2 separate regions of the Homo sapiens genome follow, and region 1 is linked to region 2. Evidence: read pairs that join two places in POLR2A ChIA-PET (ENCODE). Cell type or tissue: PC-9. All regions are shown on one strand. Each heading gives the region's core, and the rest is flanking DNA. Links, peaks and the distances in the headings are about the cores only. Region 1 overlaps MTHFD1 (methylenetetrahydrofolate dehydrogenase, cyclohydrolase and formyltetrahydrofolate synthetase 1). Region 2 holds the start of HSPA2-AS1 (HSPA2 and ZBTB1 antisense RNA 1).

The links. ChIA-PET counts read pairs that join two places held together with the same protein. Peaks named below come from ENCODE experiments on the same cell type or tissue, not always from the same donor. Only the 100,000 strongest peaks of a DNase experiment are listed, where the experiment ranks them.
Region 1: POLR2A ChIA-PET joins it to region 2 with 6 read pairs; 4 of 35 experiments call an interaction of 5 or more read pairs at or near these places.

Annotation. Positions count from the first base shown.
Region 1 is chr14:64,417,374-64,426,677 of GRCh38, reverse strand. It overlaps MTHFD1 (methylenetetrahydrofolate dehydrogenase, cyclohydrolase and formyltetrahydrofolate synthetase 1), which reads right to left. Exons shown (of 28, transcript NM_005956.4): 7 at 8,654-8,790; 8 at 6,753-6,864; 9 at 1,747-1,874; 10 at 851-948; 11 at 486-659. Among named protein-coding and RNA genes, the nearest start is that of MTHFD1, 34 kb to the right of the region's middle. In PC-9, for the core only: no CTCF peak of the experiment used is centred there; no DNase peak of the experiment used is centred there; H3K27ac peaks cover 111 bases.
Region 2 is chr14:64,523,642-64,540,390 of GRCh38, reverse strand. HSPA2-AS1 (HSPA2 and ZBTB1 antisense RNA 1) reads left to right here and starts at 23. Exons shown (of 4, transcript NR_110550.1): 1 at 23-74; 2 at 7,822-7,917. ZBTB1 (zinc finger and BTB domain containing 1) reads right to left here. Exons shown (of 2, transcript NM_001123329.2): 2 at 15,440-16,749. The coding sequence ends at 16,745. It also overlaps a transcript of HSPA2 not described here. In PC-9, for the core only: no CTCF peak of the experiment used is centred there; no DNase peak of the experiment used is centred there.

The DNA of each region.
Region 1 (9,304 bases), core at 6,719-9,218, 110 kb after region 2:
CCAACATAGTGAAACACACTCTCTACTAAAAATACAAAAATTAGCTGGGTGTGGTGCCTTGCACCTGTAGTCCCAGCTACTCGGGAGGCTGAGGCAGGAGAACCGCTTGAACTTGGGAGACAGAGGTTGTGGTGAGCCGAGATCGTGCCACTGCACTCCAGCCTGGGCAACAGAGCGAGACTCTGTCTCAAAACAACAACAACAACAACAACAGCAAAAGGTGATTCTATCTTAAGACCGGGTTTTAAGACCAAACTCTTCCACTTACTAGATGGATAACCTTGACCAATTTTCTCATCTATGATTATAATCTATTCTTACCTACCTCTCAGGATTGCTGTAAGGATCAAATGAGATCAAATACGGGTGAAAATGCTAAAATCAAATTAAAGGCACCTCTACATACATGTGCCAAGTGCAAATGCAACGCCTTAGTATCAGGACTGATACTAAGATTTGGATGGCAACATGAATAAAAAGCATACCCAGTCACCACCACGTATTTCCCATCAGGCCGGTGCTTCAGGCGTTCTAGTGCTGACAGCAGAACTTTGGCCTTTGTTTCACCATATAATTCTACCTCTTCAGACAGCAGACCAATTTCTCGAGCCAGCTTACCAATGGGCTTCGGTTTACAAGATCGTGATATATCAATGTCACTTTGGAAACATAGAAAATAGGTATTAATGTTTATCCACTGAGTTTAATTAATCCCACAGTAGTAACAAGCCCCCAACCCAACCCCAACCACTGAAGGCACCTTCAGAGGGAGCATATGTGAACCCACAGTATCTGTCAACTAAAAACCAACAATTCACAAAGTTTTAAATCAGTAAAACTTTATTTTTACCTTGGAACAGGTGTCTTGAGGTTAAGGTTGTTATACTGAATCATCCACTTTCCTGGCTTAAATTTCTCCAGGAAACGCTTGGCACTCTCTACTGTGCTCTAAGCAAAATGAAATAAATGAAACTTAGAAGAGGTGGTTATTTTAATCCTCACCTCAGTTTCAAGCTCCAGGTCACTCCAGTTCAATCACAAAATGAACTGCTTCAGACCCACTTATTACCATGCTTCAATCCTAGCTAAGAGTCAAGAGGCACCTAACATGCTTTGGGGCTGCTCGCCTGGCCCCTGTCAGCTGGTGCATGTTAGAAAGGGAAAACAGGCCGGGCACGGTGGCTCACACCTCTAATCCCAGCACTTTGGAAGGCCAAGGTGGGCGGATCACCTGAGGTCGGGAGTTCCAGACCAGCCTAACCAACGTGGAGAAACCTGTCTCTACTAAAAATACAAAATTCGCCGGGCGTGGTGGTGCACACCTGTAATCCCAGCTACTCAGGAGGCTGAGGCAGGAGAATCACTTGAATCAGGGAGATGGAGGTTGCGGTAAGCCAAGATCACACCATTGCACTCCAGCCTGGGCAGCAAGAGCAAAACTCCGTCTCAAAAAAAAAAAAAAAAAAAGAAAGGGAAGGCAAACCAAAACAGACCTGGCCAAGCCAGTGTGATCGCACTTTTCTTCTTTCAAAGTTATTATATTCCAAAACAGACTGGAATTATGCCATCCCTACTTTCCTCTATTAATGTGCCTGATCTTATTTCTCTATTCTTCCCTTCCCTTTTTCTCAATAAATTCACATCTTTACTTCTGAGTAGGTTTTTGACATTTCTACTTGGGGAGAAAAGCAGCCAAAACTCGATCAGCTTTTCAGAACTCTTATAGAAACTTTTATTCACAATTACCTGCATGAGCATTGCAACTGTCATGGGCCCTACGCCGCCAGGAACAGGAGTGATGAAGCTCGCCCTCTCTTTGGCCTCGTCGTATGCCACATCACCCACAACTTTTCTCCCATTTGGTTTTTTATCATCTGGTCAAGTGGGGGAGAAATCAAAACTAAGTCTCAGAATCACAGTCCTGGTGATCAGTTACGACAAAAACTCAGCAGAATTGTAGGGTGTGTTAGTCCCATCAGGCTCCAGTGCCTACTTAACTTAAAAGCTATGGAATGACAGATGTTTGCTATTTCTTAGGGAGAAAATTATTTTACCTGCAAAAATTCACAAGATGCATAAGTGGTTTTACAGAACCTGGAGAATCCTTTTGTAGTCTCTCAGGTGGCAAATAAAATACCAACTGTTTTTTATTCTTAAAACCAACTACCCAGTATATAATGAGCACCCATTTTAAAATGTTAATTTGCTAAAGCCTACAAAGGAAATTTTTTGGGTGCACAAAGATCCAACTCTGTCACAGCTGCCAGATATCGTTTCTACAGCAACTGTCAGCATTTTGTGAGCTCCATGTGTGAGCTGGAGGAACAATTCAACATCCAATTCCAAAGACACAGCTACTTAAATGTATGCTAAAGGCAAAGAATATAATTACACTTCCCTTAAAAGGACACAAGAACAACTACAAATCTTACCAGCAAAGAATAGCTATTCAAGAGAACAAAACCCAATGATGCATCATTGCTCACTCACACAAAGAACATCCTACACTTGGCTTCAGTGCACTTCCAGGAGGGGCTGGGGGCGGGCCTAGACCTCGAAGCAATAAGGCTCCCGCGCTGCATCTGGTAGTTTTAGCGACATCACCACTTCTCTCTGATCAGATCGCCACAACTGAGAAGAAGCTCCAAGGTGGAGGCAAGAAGCCAGAATTAAGAGATTAGCAGGCACTTTGGGAGGCCGAGGCGGGCGGATCACCAGATCAGGAGATCAAGACCATCCTGGCTAACACAGTGAAACCCCGTCTCTGCTAAAAATACAAAAAAATTAGCTGGGCATGGTGGCGGGCACCTGTAGTCCCAGCTACTTGGGAGGCTGAGGCAGGAGAATGGCATGAACCCGGGGGGCGGAGCTTGCAGTGAGCGGAGATTGCGTCACTGCACTCCAGCCTGGGCAACAGAGCGAGACTCTGTCTCAGAAAAAAAAGAGATTAGCTGTAGCATCAGCTCTTTTATTAAAAATTAGGGCCAGGTGTGGTGGCTCACACCTGTAATGCCAGCACTTTGGGAGGCCAAGGCGGGTGGATCACCTGAGGTCAGGAGTCCGAGACCAGCCTGGCCAGCATGGTGAAACCCCGTCTCTACTAAAAATATTAAAAAATCAGCTGGGCTTGGTAGCGGGCACCTGTAATCCCAGCTGCTCAGAGGCTGAGGCAGGAGACTCACTTGAACCCGGGAGGCGGAGGCTGCAGTGAGCATTCCACTCCAGCCTGGGCAACAAGAGCGAAACTCCGTCTCAAAAAAAAAAGTTAGTTCTGCAGCTCCTGTGGGCTCCATATTAATCTGAAGTCCAAAATGCAAAGAAGGCTTAACACTACCTATCACAAATTTGCTGAGGGCAAAATGAGAAAATGTGTACATTACTGAAATTGAAAAAGCAGCCTCCAAACGCAAGAGTTTCTCTTTCCACCACAGATACGTAAGATATTTTTTATATGGAGTAAAAGGAGCTGGTCAACACAACTCATTGGGATGGTTTCAAGTTTCTAGAAGATTATAAAGCAGCAAACTGGCAGAACATTTCCTCTTACAGCCCCTAGAGTCATTTCAAAATGCCAAGGAAATATAGATAGAGGTTTGCCCTCTGTACAAGTTTCAATCGTCTTCACACTGTAGTTAGCTTGAAATACCCGCTGCATCTATTTCTACGTGTTAATGTTAGTCATTTTCGTTTTCCCACAGGTAAGAGACACATATCTTTGACTACATGACTAAACGCAGCACTGGTGAGTTCAGTTTTGCTCCTAAACCAAATACTGTCAGGGTTGACGAGACACTGCTAAACATGCAGTGCTTCGTGGATAGGATGATGTGGTCAGTGGAAAAAGTGACCACTACTCAGCCTAAGCATATGACCTCAGTAATGAGCAAACCTTTTGGTTATCTACCCCCAGCCCTAGAATTTCTCTTTCTTTGGGAAATCACATGTACAAAAATCAACTAAAGATCCAGCTGAGCCCTGACTCTTCTACATTTAATTTGGGGACCCTAATAATAGAGGCCAGTCCAGAAGCAGCTACACTGGATAGGTTGAGACTGGATTGCATTAGGGTGGGGAATCTGTTCCCACTTTTTAACCCTTCCAAATAAAACACTATTGATCTGGCCCTTCTCAATTTATCTTTAGTAAGCCAAGCAGGAAGAGCACTTTTATGTGTTTCTCTGGCCAATACTTTCTGCCCTGCACTTGAATCTTTAAAAATATTACTTCTTTGTAAAAGGTATACACACCTTGATTCATTCTTAATTTGGCAAGTGACTTACAATGTTATCCCTGAGTGGACCATGCAAACTATTTAAATAATCAAAATATGAACCAAGAAGTAGCTCGGTGGTAGAAAAGTTTGCTTCTAAAGTGAACATTTGCAAATATCAGTCTTTAGGTCCTGCAGCCCATTTGCTGGTCTGTAACTGAGTGATTCTGCCATCCTTTGGGGAACACAATAACATCCAGCTGTATCAGCATTAATTTGCCTATATGCCCAAGATCAGTAAAAACACTGTTGACCAGAAGGGAAGATACTGCTTTGATTTTATTCATATTTTATTGTCTACATAAGGAATCAATGTGAAAAGGATGGCAAGTTTCATGTTTAAGTCAACATTTCCTACCTATCTGCAACACTCAAGATCCCCACTCAGGTTTTTCTTCTCCATTTCTCACATGTAATCCAAAAAAAAAATGCCAAAAGCAGAAATATGATACAGAAGATGCGAGGTTTTAAAAAGACTGAGCTTGCTGGGTGCGGTGGCTCACGCCTGTAATCCCAGCACTTTGGGAGGCAAAGGTGGGCGGATCACGAGGTCAGGAGATCGAGACCATCCTGGCTAACATGGTGAAACCCCGTCTCTACTAAAAATACAAAAAAAATTAGCCGGGCGTGGTGGCGGGCGCCTGTAGTCCCAGCTACTCGGGAGGCGGAGGCGGGAGAATGGCATGAACCCGCAAGGCGGAGCTTGCAGTGAGCCGAGATCGCGCCACAGCACTCCAGCCTGGGCAACAGAGCGAGACTCCGTCTCAAGAAAAAAAAAAAAAATTAAAAAAATAAATAAATAAAAAGACTGAGCTTGAATGTCATATCGCAAGTATTCAAAGTGAGGAGTTGTAGGAGAGCAATTTCTTTATCGCCTGTTAGATAATTACACTACAAGAAAATGAGTGATCAATTATGAGCTACTGTCTTAAAAGCACGGTAGGGAGAGTGGGAGGGAGGTTAAAAACGGTGAAGGCTTGACAGTGACTAATGTTCCTGGCAGCTCAGCGTCTACATCTGAAACTTGAGATGGGAAGGGAGAAAAAAGACTTCCAGCTATAACTCCCTTCGACAATTCAATAGATATGAGTGCCAGTGGTCAGATGGCAGGAAGCTGGATGTGGCGCCACAGTGACCACTGCCCTTGAGGAGCTATCTAGGCAGGAGAGCACAGGACGCCGTACATGAGACACATGCAACAAAAGATACAATACACATGTTCTATGGGAGAGGAGGGAGGGAGAGAAGGAAAGATCATCCCTTGATAAGGGGAAATCAAACAAGGTTTGGAAGGAATAACAGACATGACAGAGAGGAGATGGGGAGGAAGCAGCTGAAGGTGAAGGTGAAGTTGAACCTTATTCAGTTGTGTAGCCCAAGGCCTGGCATTGTGCTGGATACACAGTAGTTGCTCCGTTAAAGATTGTTCCTTTCTTGGATCTATGAGGACGTACGCAAGTTTTGCCCTATTGTTCTGTGAAGTTTTCTGTTTGAAAGAGTAGCCCACTCCACTAAGAATGCAGGTGAGGGAACTACAAAGGGCAAACGAGGCATGCGCAGGGAAGGGAAAGTGGTCCACTTTACAAGTTGAAGACAGGTATTCACCATGCGCAAGTGAGATCACAGGCTGCAGAGGTCACTGAAATTAGTGTGAGGCTAAGGAGTCTGGCAAGTAAGAAGGAAGAGGCTCAGAGTTCCATGCCAGAAGGTGAACGTGGCAAGGCGAGAGCACGGGGATAGATCTGAGTGGGAAGCAGCTGGAGGGAGGGACACCTGCAAGGAAGTTATCACAGCCCATCAGCTGAGAAGGTAACACTCAGTGGTGACACTCAGAACAGAGGAGAGAGAAAACAATTCCTAATATTTAGAGACTGGTCCAATATAGGGAATGCTTGGGAGGGAAACTAAAAGGCTTCAGACTTGCGGGAAGGAAGAATGGTGATACTAACCAAAAGACGGGAGTAAGGGGTAACTTGGGGATGAGGATGCCGAGTACAGTTTTGGACATGATTAAAAGGCTAGATTTATCCTCTCAGCCTAGAAAAAAACCCAGGTCAAATATCTTCTTTGTAAAGCCCTCCTCTTGGCAGAATGAGTCCCTCTTCTGGACTCTCATAGCACTTTGCAATAATTATACTGTATTTTAAATCCATCCATCAACTTTGCTAAAATAAAGGGTGATCTCTACATGAAGATAAAGTGATATATCCCTCCTGCCCTCCCTCTCACTTTCTCCCTGGACAAAGTCATCTTGGAAGCTGTACAGCACATGATGAAAATCAAAGGCTCTGGCACCAGGCAGACCTGCCTGCAAGTGGCAACTCTTCTATCTACTAACTCTGTGCACCCTTGGGCTAGTCAGTCTCCTAAACCTTAGTACTACAAGCATAAAATGAGACAAGCTTCTCTCTCAGGCTTCTTTTGATGACCTAGATACCATCCTCAATACCAGCAGCCACCTTACTCCTCCAACAACACTCACCTGGGACATAATTGATTCCACAGTCGATGACTATTGCCCCAGGTTTGATCCACTCCCCTTTAACCATTTCAGGCTGACCAGTTGCAACCACCAGGATGTCACCTTTATTTACCTAGGGGTAGGGGATTTGGACATCAGAAATGAAATAATGAAATACACACCAAAAAAAAACCCAGAAATGAAAAGGATATCCCTGAGCTTTGTATTAAATTCTTAAGTGTCATAAGCTATTTCATAAGATATTGGGTTAAGGCCTCAAATGTAAGCCACACACTGTTTCTGACAGCCCTTCACATGCCGTGCTCATTTCTACACATGCCAAAGAGCTCCCTTTCACCAGCCATTTTACCCAATAGGGAAATCAGTGTCAACCTGCAAGGCAGAGGGGCAAACAGGCTTGGGGCCCTGCGTGTTATGTCCAGACACTGCTCCTTCTCCTACAGAATGTAGAGCACTACTTTGGGAGGATTAAAAGAGAAAGTACTAGGCCTCTCTCCTGCTCTCTCCCCACATTTAAGAGACTGCACTGTCAACAGGCACGTGTGTGTGTGTGCGCATTCTTGGGCTCAGGAATCTGATGCAGGGATCTAGAACAAGCTGCCATAGCTATTAGCAGACTACTGCCCACGACTGCCTCTGGAGCACCTTCACTCTGAGGCCACCACTTTTACACACATGGGATCTGGCTGCCAGAGGTCAATCTGAGTGCCTGTACTGCTAATCCCTGTCCACCACGAGGCAGATTAGGGTAGAAAGTACTTGGTGAGAGGCCAGGCATGTTGGGTCACGCCTGTAATCTCAGCACTTTAGGAAGGTGAACCAGGAGGATCGCTTGAGTCCAGGAGTTTGAGTCCAGCCTGGGCAACACAGTGAGACCCCTGTCGCTACAAAAAGCTTAAAAATTAGCCAGGCATGGTGGCACATGCCTGTAGTCCCAGCTACTCAGAAGGTTGATGCAGGAGGATCACTCGAGCCCAGGAGTTCAAAGCTGCAGTGGGCTCTCATGGACTGCCACTGCACTCTAGCCTAAATAACAGAGCAAGACCCTGTCTCAAAAGAAAAAAGACAAAGGTCGGGCATGGTGGCTCATGCCTGTAATCCCAGTACTTTGGGAGGCCAAGGCAGGTGGATCACCTGAGGTCAGGAGTTCAAGACCGGCCTGACCAACATGGAGAAACCTTGTCTCTACTAAAAATACAAAATTAGCCAGGCGTGGTGGCACATGCCTGTAATCCCAGCTACTCAGGAGGCTGAGGCAGGAGAATCACTTGAACCCAGGAGGCAGAGGTTGTGGTGAGCTGAGATTGCGCCATTGCACTCCAGCCTGGGCAACAAGAGTGAAACTCCATCTCAAAAAAAATAAATAAAGAAAAAAGAAAAAGGAAGAGAGAAAGTACACAGAACAAACTCTGTATAAACTTCAGCATGCTTTTAATTTTATGTTTTTTTTAATTAATTAATTTTTTTTTTTTTTTGAGACAGGGTCTTGCTCTGTAGCCCAGGCTGGAGTGCAGTGGTGTGATCGTAGCTTACTGCAGCCTCGACCTCCTGGGCTCAAGCAATCCTCTTGCCTCAACCTCCCGAGTAGCTGGGACTACAGGCATGTGCCCACCCCATCTGGCTAATTTTTAATTTTTTTTGCAGAGAAAGCGTCTCACTATGTTGCCCAGGCTGGTCTCAAAAACTCTTGGGCTCAAACAATCCTCCTGCCTCAGACTCCCAAAGTGTTGGGACTACAGGTGTCAGCCACCCCACTCAGCCTTTAATTTGAATTTGTTTTTTCATCTTGTAAAAATGAGATGATGGGGTTAAATGAGGTCATGAGTGTAAAGGACATGGCAGCCTCTGGCACACCCACCCTCCCCACCGTAACACCTTTACCTCTCCTCTGGACACCCTACCTCCTCATCCAGATGGGCAGTCTTGGAGTGGCAGGTGGTCACTGTGGCATTGTTCCACAGAAGCAAGTCATGCATCGGGGCCCCAACTATTTTACTGCGCCCAACCACCACAGCATGCCTTCCGGCAATCGGCACCCCTGAAAGAAAAGCCAGCCTGCATCAGAGTTGGAGGATAGAAGCTGCCCTCCTTCGCATGCCACGTGGAGAAATTAGAATAAGTGCACAAAAACAGGTTCTTAACATCAAACAGAAACCTTCCTAAAAGCATTCCTTCTTTGGCAATAATATTCTCAACTCTAGGGTTTCAGCTATAAATTGGGACTTGTACTTGTGTCCTTCTGGCCGTGGGTTTTTGGGAGCAGCTTAAGCCAAGATCATTCATTGAGTCATAGGGGAGTGGGAAGAAAACCTACACTCAAAGAAAAAAGAAACCCTGACATACAGCTAATCAGCCATACGGAAGAAGACATCAGATTAAATTACATGGGGAAAAAAAGTTAAAACAAATAGGGTGTATGTAACAGGCTGGAGAGATGTGTAAGAAATTAGATTAGTATCGGTAATTCCTTCTAACTTTGGTAAGTTTGTTTATACAGTTCCTCACCCAAATTTCTCTTTTGGCTTAGGGCCTGAGCCATAGGGTTACTTGCA
Region 2 (16,749 bases), core at 8,236-10,735:
TTGGCAGGGCACGCGGCCAATGAGCAGTGCGGACTGAGGCGCGGCACGGGGAGGAGGCGTGGAAGGGGATCCCGGTGAGGAGAGCCACTGGGAGAGTTCGCTCAATTCCTGAGGTTTTAAATGCAGTTCACTGCTAGGGTGCCGACTCACTGAGCACGCAGGGGCGGAGGAATTCATTCTGAGTTGGTTGCACCGAAGAAATAAAGCTCGAGCAGCTTGTTTTCCCCGGCGCCGTCCAAGGGGAGGGAATAGGGAATTGGGGTGGCTGGGGTGGGGGGTGAGGGCGGATCCCTTGGACGGGGATTAAAGAAAAGAAAAAGTCTGAACCGGCGGTCGGCCTCCTGGGATTTTATGGTGGGTGCTTCACTGCGTCTCAGTGGTTGTGAGCGCTCGATTAAAACTGCCTGGCTGGGGCCGGGCGCAGTGGCTAACGCCTGTAATCCCAGCACTTGGGAGGCCGAGGCGGCCGGATCACGACGTTAAGACATCGAGACCATCCTGGCCAACATGGTGAAAGCCCGTCTCTACTAAAGATACAAAAATTAGCTGGGCGTGGTGGCGCGTGCCTGTAGTCTCAGCTACTCGGGAGGCTGAGGCAGGAGAATCGCTTGAACCCGGGAGGTGGAGGTTGCAGTGAGCCGAGATCACGCCACTACACTCCAGCCTGGGCGACTGAGCGAGACTCCGTCTCAAAAAAAACAAAAAAAAACCCCACTGCCTGGCGGGCGGAGAGAACCTGAGCCCAGGGCGAGGCCGACCGTTTTCCCGCGCCGCGTGAGGGCGGCTGGCGGGACGGCAGACAGGGGTGTGGCGGCGACTTGTCCTCCGAGGAGCCTGCATTTAAACCCTTCCTGCCTCACTCTTCCTTTTTCCTGTTTGTCCTGCCGCTTTAAACTCTGGTTTCGCCTTCCTGTTCATTCCATTGCTTATTTTAGGTCGCAAGTGCTTTATCCACTGCTTTGAGTTTTTGACTGGAAAACCCATAATATAATCAGTCAAAACCCACACGTTGAAACACCATAAAGTCACCCAGTCTCGGTCACCCTGGCACACACGGGGTTGTGATCGTGACCTAGTCATGTTTCTGACTCCGCTCAATGGAATGGAATGATTTTCTTTGGCTGTGCTGAGGTTAATATTGGAGGCATAAACCCTCCGAGAAGGTAGATGAAAAGGAGCGCGATTCACTTCCTCCTGTTTAACAGGAATGTGAGGACAGGTCTGGAAAATACCCTGGCACCAGGTAATAATCTTTAGAAGCAGGCTCCCATATAAATGGGCTCCTGGACGGGTGTGGAGGCTCATGCCTGTAGTTTCAGCACTTTGAAAGGCCGCGGTAGGTGGATCACTTGCTGTCAGAAGTTCGAGGCCAGCCTGGCCAACATGGTGAAACCCCGTCTCTACTAAAAATACAAAAATTAGCCGGGCGTGGTGGCGCGCGCCTGTAGTCCCAGCTACTCGAGAGGCAGAGGTTGCAGTCAGTCGAGATTGCGACACTGCACTCCAGCCTGGGCGACAGAACGAGACTCCGTCTCAAAAAAATAAAATAAATGGTCTCCAGGAGGAAGCAAAGACAGCGATCACTTTACATAATATGTGTGGGGAGGCTGGGGAAGTCCTTCCATCAAGCTTGAACAGGTACCTACTACGTGGCAGTAAAAAGCCAAATGAAATGGCCTGGTCTTCAGAGGTGGAGAGTCTAATAAACAGGTAAACATAATTTGGGAGAAGCGCTGAAAGCAAAGCGCCATGGGAACACAGAGGGGCACACCCAGGCTGATGGAAAAGTGCGTTGCTGAGAGCTACCTGGAAGAGGTGGCATGCCTAATCCGGGAGCTGAAGTTCGCCAGCAAAGAGTAGGAAAGCCATTCTTTACATAGGTTGTGTATGGGCGAAGATGAGAGCAATGTTTGCTGGACTAGGATTTCTGTACAGAAGATTAGTGTCACTAGAAGGGAGGGATACAGGCAAGCAATAGGCTCTTCAGGTGGATAGGATACATCTCAGAGCTTTTTGAGCCATGGTCTTTTTCCTGAGGCTTTGGGCTGGGAGCACCGTCCTTTAAAGCAGGCTAGTGATGTGCAGCCATGTAAAAGCTGTATGAAATGGCGCTGGAGAAAAGCTTTTGTCAACCCAGAAGTTATCTGTGACCAAAAAGTAATGTTGAGAGAATTCTATAAAGTCAATGAACATTTAAGATTATTTTATCTAGTGGTGTATATCATTTCCAGTTTTTAAGAACATAATTGGTTATTAATCGGTTAATGTCATCAGTTAGTACTAATTTTAACCATAATTCCTATCCTCTTTTCCATGAATTTGAAAAAATTTTGAAAAAGGGGACGTTTTAAAGAAAATATTAGAAAGGCTGGACGCGGTGGCTCATGCCTGTAATCCCAGCACTTTGGGAGGCCGAGGCGCGTGGATCACGAGGTCAGAAGTTCAAGACCAGCCTGGCCAAGATGGTGAAACCCTGTCTCTACTAAAAATACAAAAATTAGCCGGGCCTGGTGGTGGGCGCCTGTAATCCCAGCTACTTGGGAGGCTGAGGCAGAGGATTGCTTGAATCCGGGAGGCAGAGGTTGCAGTGAGCTGAGATCACGCCACTGCACTCCAGCCTGGGCGACAGAGCAAGACTCTGTCTAAAAAAAAAAAGAAAAAGAAAAGAAAATATTAGGAAAACAAGGATAAAACCCAGACTTTTCTAATTGAAACTGTCATAAATTGTGAGTACAGATCTCTTGATTTTATTCTTGGAAATTCTTGTCTTTTGTGTAGTTTGGGGGTGGGGGGTATTTGTTTGGTTTTTTTTGAGACAGAGTCTTGTTCTGTCGCCAGGCTGGAGTGCAGTGGCTCACTGCAACCTCTGCCTCCTTGGTCCAAGAGATTGTCGTGCCTCAGCCTTCCAGATAGCTGGGTTACTTATGTGCACCAGCACGTCCATCTAATTTTTATATTTTTGGTAGAGACAGGGTTTCACCATGTTTGCCAGGCTGTTCTCGAACCCCTGACTTCAAATTGTCTGCCCATCTTGGCCTCCCAACGTGCTGGGATTACAGGCCTGAGTTTTTCTTCTCTCTTTTCTTTTCTTTCTCTTTCTTTCTTTCTTTCCTTCTTTTTCTTTCTTTCTTTCTTTTCTTTTCTTTGTTTTTTTAGAAAAGGGAATTAGTGGGCTGGAAGCAATGCATATTCTTTGTAGAACTGATGATATATGACTTAGAGATACAGTCTCAGCTACAACTGAAACAAAGAATGTGAGAAACACAAATTCTTTAAATCTCTTGCATTCAGTCAGCCCTCAACACACCTCAAGCAAACCAAGATTGCAAAAGAGCAAGCAGGCCAGAGTTCTCACATAGAATCACTAAAATTAGAGCTTCAGAGGAATAGTTTCTTTTGCACAATAACTGTGCTACCTCTGTGCCCAGATATTACAAACACATCTTGCAATCTGACCACCACATTCATCTTTAACACAGGTTTCTGAAACCACAGTAGCAATTATACCCACATTTTCATTAGCCATGTATATTTTTTTCTGCCCTAACTTGTGTTTTGTATGTTCCATAGTTTAAGAGGCATCCTAAGCTTTTCCCAAAAAAGACACTGTATTTGTATTTTGGGTTTTTAAAAATTTGTTTGTTTGTTTTAAGAGACAGGGACTTGCTGTGTCACCCAGGCTGGAATGCAGTGGCAGGCTCACAGCTTGCACAAGCGATCCTCCCACTTCAGCCTCCGGAGTAGTTAGGACTACAGGCATGCACCACCAAGCCCGGCTAATTTTTGTATTTTTGTAGAGATGGAGTTTTGCCATGTTGGTCAGTCTGGTCTCGAACTCCTTAGCTCAAGCTCTCCACCAGTCTCAGCCTCCCAAAGTGCTGGGATTACAGTAGTGAGCCACCACACCTGGCCAATATTTTTTCTTTACATTAAATATGATCATGCCTTTTATTTAGCATTACTCATTGTGGGATTTATTCTAAGGAAATAATAGAAAATGCAGGTAGTATTATTTATGTTAATGATAATAGAAAGGAAATGGTTTAAATATCCAAAAATAAGAGATTACCTAAATTATAGTACATGCATATGATGAATTCTTACGCAGCCGTAAAAATGGTTTACAAGATTTTTAATGACACGGAAAAATGTTCTTGGTATAATTAAGTGAATAAAATATATGAAACTTGTATCTTCTTATATGTAGGATAATCTAATATAGATTTAAAATGCATCAAAATTGGTTATCTAGAAGGTAGAATTATCAGTAATTTTTCTAAGTTTCCTTACTGTGCTTTTACAATTGATTTTGAGAACTTGACTATTAACAGCTACATTAGTCCATTTTCACGCCGCTGATAAAGACACCCGAGACTGGGTAATCTATAAGGGAAAAAAAGGTTTAGTGGACTCACACTTCCATATGGCTGGGGAGGCCTCACAATCACGGCAGAAGGCGAAAGGCACATGGCGGCAGGCAAGAGAGAATGAGAACCAAGCAAAAGGGGTGGACTCCCCCGAGGGCTGCGGTACTGTCCTGCTCTCCAGTATTTGCAAGGGCCGAAAGGTGTACCAGCATTTCAGCAAGGCCCGGGAACCCCGCACAGCCACACCAAACCCTATGTCTGCTCCAAGGGCTGGAAGTTCGAGTGCATCAGAGGCCGACAGGCCAGCCGAGGCTACAAAAACTAACCTTGGATCCTACCCTCTTAATAAAAAGATTTTGGATGCTGAAAAAAAAATCAGATCTTACTCACTACCACCAGTTACATGGCAGCAGGCAAGAGAGAATGAGAACCAAGCAAAAGGGGTTTCCCCTTATAAAACCATCAGCTCTTACTACCACGAGAATAGTATGGGAGAAACCGCCCCCATGATTCAATTATCTTTCACCACAACACATGGGAATTATGGGAGCTACAATTCAAGGTGAGATTTGGGTGGGGACACAGCCAAACCATATCAACAGTTGAAACAAAGTCTATTAGTCTTACATAGAAATTATTGCTGATTTTCAACAAGTGAACTCTCTCTTTGGCAGATTATAAATACTAGGGTGTTTCAAAGTATTTTTAAAATCCAAAGACTAAGGCTCCACAGATTAAATGGTGGAAAAAACAAGAGCTTTAACATATGTCAAATCCTCTGTAATTAATTCCTAGCACCCAGAAGAGTGCCTGGAAAGCAGTAGTAAATCACTAGCTTAGTATTTATTAAAAGTGACCTGAGACACATTATTTAACAAAAAAAAAATTTAGTTTTTTTCTTTATAGTAGGAAGATACACTGCCTACCTCTTATATTTCTGTACTAAATGACACTGCAGAGACCAAAAGTTGAAACAAATTCATATCTGAAAATATTTGTACTAGAGATACAAAGGTGAATAAGATACGGCCTAAAACTATGTGCCTGGGTGTTAGACCTGCCCTAAGGAGACTGAGCAATAATACATTTTTGCAGAATTACTAGGGAAAAAAACCCCAACTCGTGAATTTTCCTAAAATCCTCTCAGTCTCTACCCAGGAACAACCTTCACAAGGGTTGTAGATTATCTTAAGGAGATAATGTTGGCCTGAAGAAAAGATGGAATAACAGCCTCTAATTTGAGGGCCCTTGAGCAAACTGAAATTCAACTAATGATTATCTTTAAGATCTCTATAAATACTGCCATTTTATAATTCTTACAAAGTGCTGTGTCCTAAAATATTTCTTCACCTATCACTACAGGAAAAAACTTGCCATTTGTTTCTTTGAGTCTTAAAAAATTCAGTCTTGAAGTTACACTTAAGCTGTAGATACACAGTAGGCTGGGGTAAGACATTTCCATGCCTGGTATGGAAGGGTAAGAGACCTGAACCTGGAAGGCTTTTTCCAAAAGAGAAGTTAATCTATGACAACAGCAGACAAATTATACCTACTTCAACTTTTAGTGCTAACCTTATAGACCCTTGTGGAATAGATTGAAATAATCTGGAAGAAGTGAGGCTGTCCTATACTTGGAGAATCAGATTCAATATGCAATTATTGTTAATACTTATTTAATTCTTAAACTGAAAAAAAAATGAATTATACTGGCAAAGTAGTTATTTCTCTGACAGTAAATTGTGTTTACTTGAAAAATGAATTAAGCCTCTGAAAGAGCTAAACACTTTATCAATGGATATTTATAAATAATTATTTCTTTGTGTATTAAGAAGGAAATCCAGGCCAGATGCAGTGGCTCATACCTGTAATCCCAGCACTTGGGAGACAAAGGCAGGAGGATCACTCGAGCCCAGGAGTTCAAGACTAACCTGGGCAACACAGGGAGACCCCATCTCTACAAAAAATTTTAAAAATTAGCAGGCATCGTGGTGGGAATCTATAGTCCTAGCTACTAGGGTGGCTAAGGTGGGAGGATCCCTTGAGCCCAGAAGTCTGAGGTTACAGTGAGCTATAATCTTGGCACTACTTTCCAGGCTGAGTAACAGATCATTCTTCTATATTGAAAGAAATCAGGATCTGGCAATAAGAATTTTAGCTAATTCTCTTTGTGCACATCTTAAGCTACCTGAGAACATCATAATTAGCTATATCAGATACTTTATTATTGTGGTATTAGAGGATGGAAGGAGTTAATAATTTTCAAACTAATAATTTTTTTAAATGGCCAGATTGGAAAAAATACAGTATAAATAAAAGTAATATACAGACAATTTAACTTTGGAATATAGAGGAGGAAATTTTATTAGGTAAAAACAATGGATTAAGAAATGTAATAAAAGTACTTTAACCCAATAATTCCATTTTATACTATATACTAAAATACAGAAAATAATCACATTGTAGAATGCATTTATACCATTTATAATTATTATAATTCATTACATTTATAGTTAGTACAGTCAAAATTTAAGCCATTTTTATTTAGTAAATCTAATTCCACCAGTCAATCAAAAATTATTTGTTGATTTATTACTATTTTGATCTGGCACCTTTAATTATTGGTAATATTCTTTTATTTTTCTTTTTCCTACTTATGTTTAGAGGTCTGCAGTTCTGTATACCTCCTTATGTTCCCAAAAGAGATTAACTCTAGGGTTTTTTAGACTCTAATATTTCCCTAGGCTTATTTGTTTTATTTCTCTTAAAGCAGTAGAATTCACATGTATTTGAACCCTTCAGTGGGTTTTTCTCTCCTTTCTACCCACTATCACATTGCAATTAACTCTTTCTCAGATTTTCACTTAGTCTAATTATTAGAATGAATATTCAAGTTATCCTACTTTACAGCAAGGGTTTTTTAAATGATGTAACTTCTGCACATACTATTAAGAATACTATAAATCTCTGTGCTTCTTGTTAAAACATTGGAATAAATAGTCATAAAAATAAGCATTTCTCAAAATAAATAACATCTTGATATTGCAGAAGAAACAAAATAATCATAAGGAATTGGGTACATAAACAGAAAGAAGTAAAACTACAAGTATATTCAGAATAAGGAAATAAAATTCATATGGTTAAGTAATATATATATGTGCACATATATATATCAAACAAAGCATTTATAGCCAGACTAAAATCTCACCAAATATTTAACTTCTCCATTAAAGATTTTTTAAAACATGTTAACCATCATTTTACTGAATACTTAAATTTTATCTTGAAATTTGAAAGCTGAGAAGCATGGTTTATACATAAATATTGAGAATAAGTATTTTAACAGAAACTTATTCTGCCTTATTAGGTTATATTGCCAAGTTCAGAAGAAAATAATGTGTCTGATTTGTGGAAATCTACCACTATTGAAGTAATACCATTTCTGTTCTCCTTCAAGTTAACAGGTTTAAAAGGGAGTTTCATTCATATAAATGATCAAGATTGTGACTGGCATATACAGTGGAAAAGGAAGAAGGGCAAGTGTTTTACTATAGTGAGTAATAACCAAATTATCCTGTTAAAATATTGGTCTTAAATTTTTTTTCTCTGTACCCATTACTTCTTACACTCTAAACTACAGATTTTTGGTGTAAGTTTTTAAGTTGACTAAGTACATTTCATAATATTTAAGCTATAATTCTAGTGATTTTAAGTTTAGAATTATTTATATCTATATAAATAGATTTGTGATTATGTCTCTTTATATTTGCAGTAGCCTAACAACCCCTTTTATTTTAGAAAGACCCTTGAAGATAATTAGCATATAAAGTTTTATTTTAGTATAGCTGTAACCACTGATGTTGTATGAATTTTCTAGTTACTTTTCTTCAGCAGATTTACACAAATATTAGAGTCACCATGAATCAATTTTGTTACAACAAAGTGATTCCAAAGTGATCTTTACTGAGTTTTCTTGGATCTTTGCAACTGGAACTTTTTGGGTTGATGGAAGTTTGTCAGGAAGACAGAAAAGATGGTGCCACTTCAGATCTGATATTCCTGGGTCTGTACTTAAAGATTATCTGTTGAAGATTGATTCTTCCCCATGTCCTCTCCAAATTCAGATCTCTCACTTCTCCACAGGTTTAGAAGGCCCTATTTCACCACTGCCACACAGAAAAAGACAAAACTCAAGAAAAATAATATTACAAGTTGACTGCTCTACAAGATACAACATAATTCTTAGATCAGAATTTCTTGGCTTTGGCACTAGGCCAACACACTGTTAACAGAACAGAGAATAGAAACACAAGCATAGCCCCTAGAATTTAAATTTAATTATTTCCCGAATGTAACTCGTACCATTCAAATATAAGATGTTCTTATTAATCTATCAGCAGGACATATAAATATATAACATAAAAAAAGATAGGGGTCAGACAAATAGAGGAAAGTAGGGAGGAAGGAAGCAGTTAAGAAGTGTTTTCCTTCAAATAAAATGATTTTACAATGTACTTTAACTTGTTAATGACAAATCTCTGATTGAAACATAAATCTAACAATTTTTTTAAAGTTCATATTCTTTTTACTGTCTTCAGCCACTCTGCAAATGAAAATGAAGCATACACGCACACACACATACACGCACAAAAGAAGAGGAGGGGTTTTCCTGCAAATTCCTAGGCTTATAAGCCTCCTAATCTGCCCTAGTGATTCTGAGTAAAATTATATTTTTGGCAACAGTGCTTTTCCCTCATAATAAGATCCTTAATTTTTTTAAAATTTTTTAAACATAAGCATTTGAAAAAAAAGATGGTTCATAATCTGGATGCTTAGAATTAATGTTTCTATCATCTAAAAATGAGCTCTCCTGATTGTGTTTGATATGAGCAGTTAGTTTAAGGAGAATAAAAACATGTTAACTTTTTAAGTAAGTAGGGGCTTTTTAAGCTGTATAATTAACTGTTCCTTCCTCAAATAGGAGAAAACAAACTGCAAATTTTCTCACATAAAATTATTAATATCCCTGACTCTGATATGAAATAATCTTTTAAATTTTGGTCATCCCTTGGCCCTAGACATTCCTGTGTTTTCACTTAATACAATAATGATTAGTACATTGATATGTTCAGTTCAGAGCCAAGTATTTAATTGTAATCTTCATACTATCTTTTTTGGTCAGCAATTGAGATGGATAATGAGAAATTATAATGGCTTTCTGTCCCTTAGTGATCTGTGGTAGATTTTGATGGAAAGAATGAGCAATTTTGACACTACTAATTGACTTCAGTGATTTGGTTCTCCTGAATAAGAGAACAACTTAAGTAAGATTTAAACTTCTTAATGCTAAATTCAACCAATTGTGTGCATATAAATGTAAGTGATATTAAGTTTGTTCAAAATTAACATTAATTTTTTTTTTTTTTGAGACGGAGTCTGTCTCCCAGGCTGGAGTACAGTGGCACGATATCAGCTCAGTGCAACCTCCATCTCCCAGGTTCAAGCGGTTCTCCCGCCTCAGCCTCCAGAGTAGCTGAGACTACAGGCATGTGCCACCACTCCCGGCTAATTTTTTGTATTTTTAGTAGAGAGGTTTCATCATGTTAGCCAGGCTGGTCTCGAACTCCTGACCTCAGCTGATTCACCTGCCTCGGCCTCTCAAAGTGCTGGGATTACAGGCATGAGCCACCTGAGCCACTGCTCCCAGCCAGAATTAGCATTAATTTACAAGCTGCTATTGTCATTTAGTTTATATTTAACACTTAAATGATTATATAGACATTGTCCACAGAATCTTCACAATCTCATTCTTCTGTTCTCACTTGAAAAGTGACATTTGGCAGACGGTAGCCAGATCATTAAAGTAGTAGGTTTAACATAGTAGTATAGAAATAAGGTAATAGACGCATAAAGTTAAAATAATATTAGATTGAGGGAGATTGTTTCACTTAAACCATTAAATAACCTTTTTTAAAGTTTGCTGCTAGGTTAGGGTGGTTATGCAGCTATGTGTCATTTCCTGAAATTATCTTTCATTTGTTTTATGAGTAAAACTGTCTCTATAAGTTTACCCTAAAAATCCATAGGTATTTTGGGAAATTGAATTATAAGTGGCTAGACTAACCAACATTTGTTTTTAGGCAAACTTAGATTGCTCTATAAATCTTAATCAAATCAATCACCTATGGTAACTGGGGAAGGGGGTTCTTCTGTTTATTAGTCAAAGATATGATGAATTTATTTGTTTTTATTTTTTGCGACAGGGTCTCGCTCTGTTGCCCAGGCTGGAGTGCAGTGACACAACCACGGCTCACTGCAGCCTTGACCTCTCAGGCTCAAGCAATTCTCTGACCACAGCCTCCCAAGTAACTGGGACTACAGGCATGCACCACCATGCCCGGCTAATTTTTAAATTTTTGTAGAGATGGGGTTTCGCTGTGTTGCCAGGGCTAGTCTCAAACTCCTGGGCTCAAGCAATCCTCCCAACTCAGTCTCTCAAAGTGCTGGGATTATGGGTATGAGCTACTGTGCCTGGCTAAGATGATGAATTTCTTATCCACATAATCTGTTAAGGCAAAAAGAGGAAACTGGTTATTCTGTTATCCTGCTTTTTCTTGGGAATATTTATTTTCAAATGATTTGAGTCCTTCAACTCAACAGTCTTATAACCAATAAAAGGAAATGGAGATTGGCGGGAGAGATTAAAACATAAAGGACAGGAATAGGGGAAATAAAGGAAGAAAAGGTCACAGACATAGAAATGTGGAAGTTGAATTCAAATTAATTTTTAATTGAGCCCACCTACTATGGGCCCCTCAAAAAGGCTGACAGTACCACTAACTGTTTTAAGTTTAAATGAAGGAAAATCAAAACATAACAGCATTTAATATTTATTTCTAAAACATCATTCTGAATCAACCATTTAAATAAAGTTTTGTTTTCCACTCACGTTTTCACATTATTCAGCATGTTAATTGGGTACCCACTATTACTAGCCACCTTACCAGCACAGCAGATGACAGATGAACAAGGAGCACAATCTCATAGGAGCTTTATCACATGTGTTTCTAGGCTGAAAAGGCCCTTCTTTGTACTTCTTGATAGGTGGAGTACAGGAATGTAGAAGTCAGAAACCTAGGTTCAAACTCCAGTTCTAAGATACATAGTTTCTGTGTGATTTAGGAAAAATAATCTCTCTGAACCTCAGTCCCCCATCTGGAAAATTAGTATGATACTTACCTCATAAGGCTGTGGGGATTAATTAAAATTATGTATGTAGAGCACTTTGCAGAGTATAGAGAGTGCTAAATAAATGGATGCTGGGGTTATTAAGTGAGAGCCCTAGGATGGATGGATCATGGGTTTCCAAATATGGGATGCAATTTCAAGTTCTTAACACCAAATATAACCCTACTTGTTTTAGTTTCCTGGCATTCATCCTATCATCCCCAGTTTACTGCACCTCAGGTTATCAAGGATGTGGGAGGGATTCTACAAGGGTATGTTCCCCCAGAGCTTTTTGGTACCCTGCAATCCCAGAAGTTGTTGATGCTAGGATGTCTGGAGAGCACTGGCCATTTATTACTGAGAAGTATATGTTACAAAGGAGATGGGAGTAGTAAGGAAAGTTGAGGAACTAACTGATCAAAATAGATGAATGGCAAAAAAAAAAAAAAAAAAAAGAAAAGAAAAATGTTTTAACTTTTAATTCATGATAAAAACCCAGTTAAAATTAGGTATACCAGATTTCTTTATTCTTAACCATGTGTGCACATACACTCAGATTTTTTTCTTTTGGTAGTGATTTGGCTTTTTGTTAACAACGACACAAGTTTTATGTTTAATTTAAATATTACAATGGCTAAACTGGTTTTGGGGAAGATTTTCCAGAAATTTATTAAATACAAAGTTCCTTAACTACTGACTTAGAGAAATGAGTATTGTTTAACCAGGGAAAAAGTTGTCAACCACCACCAGCTTCTCTTCCTACTTTTTTTTAGAATATAAAAGATAATATCTCAATTACTTTTTCCTCTCTCATCATTACTTACAAAAATCTCAATTATTTAGGCATATCCTTGGCATGTTCATAAAATTGTTCCATAGGCATTCTATAATTATAGTCATATTATTTTTAATCCCTACTCATCTCACCTATAATTTTCAAATGTTTTTTATTCAATTTTTATATCCTGTTCATATATTTTTCAGCTACAGTAAAACATGATTTTTCGTGTGTATTATTATCTTTTTTTGAGATGGAGTCTTGCTCTGTTGCCCAGGCTGGAGTGCTGTGGCATGATCTCAGTTCACTGCAACCTCCACCTTCCAAGTTCAAGAGATTCTCCTGCCTTGGCCTCCCAAGTAGCTGGGATTACAGGTGCGCGCCACCACGCCTGGCTAATTTTTTTTTTTTGAGATGGAGTCTCGCTCTGTCACTCAGGCTGGAGCGCAGTGGTGTGATCTTGGCTCACTGCAACCTCCATCTCCTGGGTTCAAGCAATTCTCCTGCCTCAGCCTCCTAAGTAGCTGGGATTACAGGCTTGTGCCAACATGCCTGGCTAATTTTTTTGTATTTTTAGTAGAGATGGGGTTTCACCATGTTGGCCAGGCTGGTCTTGAACTCCTGACCTCGCAATCCACCCACCTCAGCCTCCCAAAGTGCTGGGATTACAGGCTTGAGCCACTGCGCCTGGCCTAACTTTTGTATTTTTAGTAGAGGTGGGGTTTTGCCATGTTGGCCAGGCTGGTCTCGAACTCTTGACCTCAGGTGATCCACCCACCTTGGCCTCCCAAGGTGCTGGTGCCCAGCCTCTACTTTTCCTTTTAATTAGTGTCCTGACTGCTCTAGCAAACTTTTTTTTTTTTTAAATTATTAGCCCCTCTGGGATCCTTTCTTCTAATTGAATTTTTGTCCATACTCAAACTGTTAGTTTGCCATATACCATTTAACCCATGTGCGTCATTTCTAATTTTTTTCAGAGATGGAGTCTCACTCTGTCACCCAGGCTGGAGTGTAATGGCATGATCATAGCTCACTGCTCCCTTGAACTCCTAGGCTCTATTGATCCTCCCACCTCAGCCTCCTGAGTAGCTGGGGACTACAGCTGCATGCCACCATGCCCTGCTAATTAAACAAATTTTTTTTTTAGAGATAGGGTCTTGTTATGTTGCCCAGGCTGGTCTGGAACTCCTGGACTCAAGCAATCCTCTTGCCTCAGCCTCCCGAGTAGCCGGAACTACAGATGCAAACCACCACACCTGGCCTCTGAATATTTTTACCTTAAAAACATGGGGGAGATGAAGACGCATTTCTGAGTCCTAATCTACTGCTGCCTTGGTTGTGCTCTATTAATTTCTGAGATTCTTAGTCCTGTTTACTAAGGAATCGTAGAACATGCAAGTTGTATTGTACTATAGTTGATGGCAAGCTTGCTAACCATTCCTCTGGGTTTTCTTGCTGTGTAGAATAAAAGGGCCAAAGCAAAAGAGTCTCATGGTGTTCATGAGACAGAAAGAGAATTTGATTCCACTATATATCTGTGTAGATTCTCCTTTCATTTTTAGATTTGGAACCTGAACACCTAAGTTACAAAGGCAGAAGATCTGGCAGCTTCAACACACTTGTTTCATTACCTTCACACCCAGGGAGGGCAAGAAGCAACAGCAAGGAATGACAGCTCTGCAGCTCTGCCCCAGGAGAGGAAGGAGATATTAGGGAACTGGGCTGGGGAAAAGTGCTGGATATTTTTCATTCTCCCTAATTTTAAAAAGCAAGTAGTCTTTAACTTTTTGCCTTGATAAGAATTGTACATTCCACTCTAGAGAAGCCTGTGCTTCCCTGTAGCTAGCTCCAAAACAAAAAGGTATGTTCTGTGTAACATGAAACTCAGAAAAAAAAATTGAGGTGGCCGGGCACGGTGGCTCATGCCTGTAATCCCAGCACTTTGGGAGGCTGAAGCCGGTGGATCACGAGGTCAGGAGTTCAACACCAGCCTGGCCAAGACGGTGAAACCCTGTCTCCACTAAAAATACAAAAATTAGCCGGGCGTGGTGGCATGCGCCTGTAATCCCAGCTACTGAGGAGGCTGAGGCAGACAACTGCTTGATTCTGGGAGGTGGAGGTTGCAGTGAGCCAAGATTGTACCACTGCACTCCAGCCTGGGCAAGAGTAAGACTCCGTCTCAAAAAAGAAAAATAAATAAATAAAATAAAAAATAAGTTGAGGTATGGCTTTCTAAAACTATAAACATCTCAGTCATGTAAAATTAGAGAGTAAAGTTTATATATTTGCTTGCTAATTGTTAGCTGTTAGTACATATCAAAAGACTAAATTAAGCCCCCTTCCTAATGGAATAGATAATCGTTTCTTCAAAAAGTGGTAGTATTTAGAAAAAGCCCTATTCTTTAACAATGGGGAAAGCCACTGCAAGAAAAATTTTGATGAGTCACGAAAAAAGTGATCTCAAATAAATTATGTCCATTATGATACTATATACTGTAGTTTGGAAACTTGGTTTATCTGATCTCTTTATACCACTCTCTGATGGTCTCTGGGTTAGAGAACTTTTATCTGGTTCCTATCAGTAATATACATACCACATTTCATTTTAAGTTGGATTTCAAATTTAATTACTTGATAAACTATTGTATCTAAGTAAGGGTAAGATGAATCACTTTTCCTGCTTTTGCTGTTAAATTTTTAATTTTTGTGTGTATTCTACCCGTCCCCTGCCTACTTCCCGTTATTTGAATTCTGCACTTGGTTCCTGTGCTGTTCCTATCCTTACTTAACACTTCAACATATCCCCACAAATCTGAGCTCACATGGTGCTCTAATGCTTTCAACTAAATCTGTACTCACCAGTATGTCTCTCAGTTCTTTTGGCAACTTGTTCTTTTATGTAAATTGTATACAAAATATGATTTGCATATTTTAAATATGATGTGAACAAAAAGAGCAATGCTATTAGTGTTCAGAATCACAAATTTATATTTTTAAAATTAGGAGTTAATTAAAATCCCTTTCATTATGAAAAGGGTACTACATTGCAAGTAATTCACATTAAAAGGCATTCTATTCAATAGATGTGTTTATTGGTGGGTCAGTTTTGCCAATGTTTTAATTCACATGTAATTATGTAGACCCTGTGTCAGCAACAACTAACAATACTACTACTTTAACTGAAAAAATGATAAACTGTTTCCATTGATATACTCTGTGATTATTTTATAATCCTCAAGTTTTATAGTCTTTTACAGAAAAAAATGATAATAAAATATGGCGATAAACTGCAATTTGCCACATTTCCTCCAAATCTTAGACAGTATAAAACACAAGACATTTTTTTGTGCACTCTACTTTTATAGAACAACCAGGTTTATAATTGATCTCTTTATTTTATTAGATTTATCAATATACATGGAAGCTTTCTCAAATCTCAAAGTTCCAGAAGTATGTATTGTAAAAAATCATCTTTTCCTTTAGAGGTCATATTCTTAGAGAGCTATTAAAGTCTATTTATAAACAAAAATAATTGATAAGCTAACACACTTTAGAAATCAGAATATTTTAAATTAAAATATTTTTAATGAATACAAGATATGTCTTTTTAATTAACTATCATAGTTAAATTTAATATCACAAAACAAAATGGCTTATCCCCACTAATTTTTCAAGTGAGGTAAAGCCACTGGAATTTACACTTAATATAAGTTTTAAATGTGATAATTAAATGATAATATTTTATCAATTATAGGAAATATTCATTTATAAAAATTTCCTCAGGTTCATCAATCTTTTTAGGCCAAGTTTGAGCCCATGTCAACCTTAAAGGTTAGATTCAGTGCACCTAACTTGCCTAATAAGCTTGTCAATTTAAGAATATGAATTTCATTAATAAGGGGGAATAAAGAGTAGTTAACTCACTAAAAGCAAACGGGATAGTTTCAAATAATTACTTAAGGAATTTTTAAAATTTAAACAGAAATGGCCAATGATTCTGGGTTTAAAATTTCACAGGATAACCTTAAAAAAAAAAAAACACATAGAAATAGTGAAGTCATCACCTTATTGATGAAAAACTAAAGTTTAATAGTCATTGAATGGGTAACAACCACTTGTAGTCTACATTTAAAAATTTTAATCATAGCTAAGAAAAACTAAAAACAAATAATTCTATTAAGAAACAACAAAAATGATAAACATTTAATACCTAAATGTAGATACTTAAAATCCTAAACAAAAATATTAAAGTTAAAAGGGCCTTGAAATTTGTTTCTAACAAATCATCTTATATAATCAATTCCTAAATAGCTCATATCCTTTGCTTTGGTGTTTTATCTGCTATCATCTAAACATTAGTACAGTAGAAAATCACTCAGG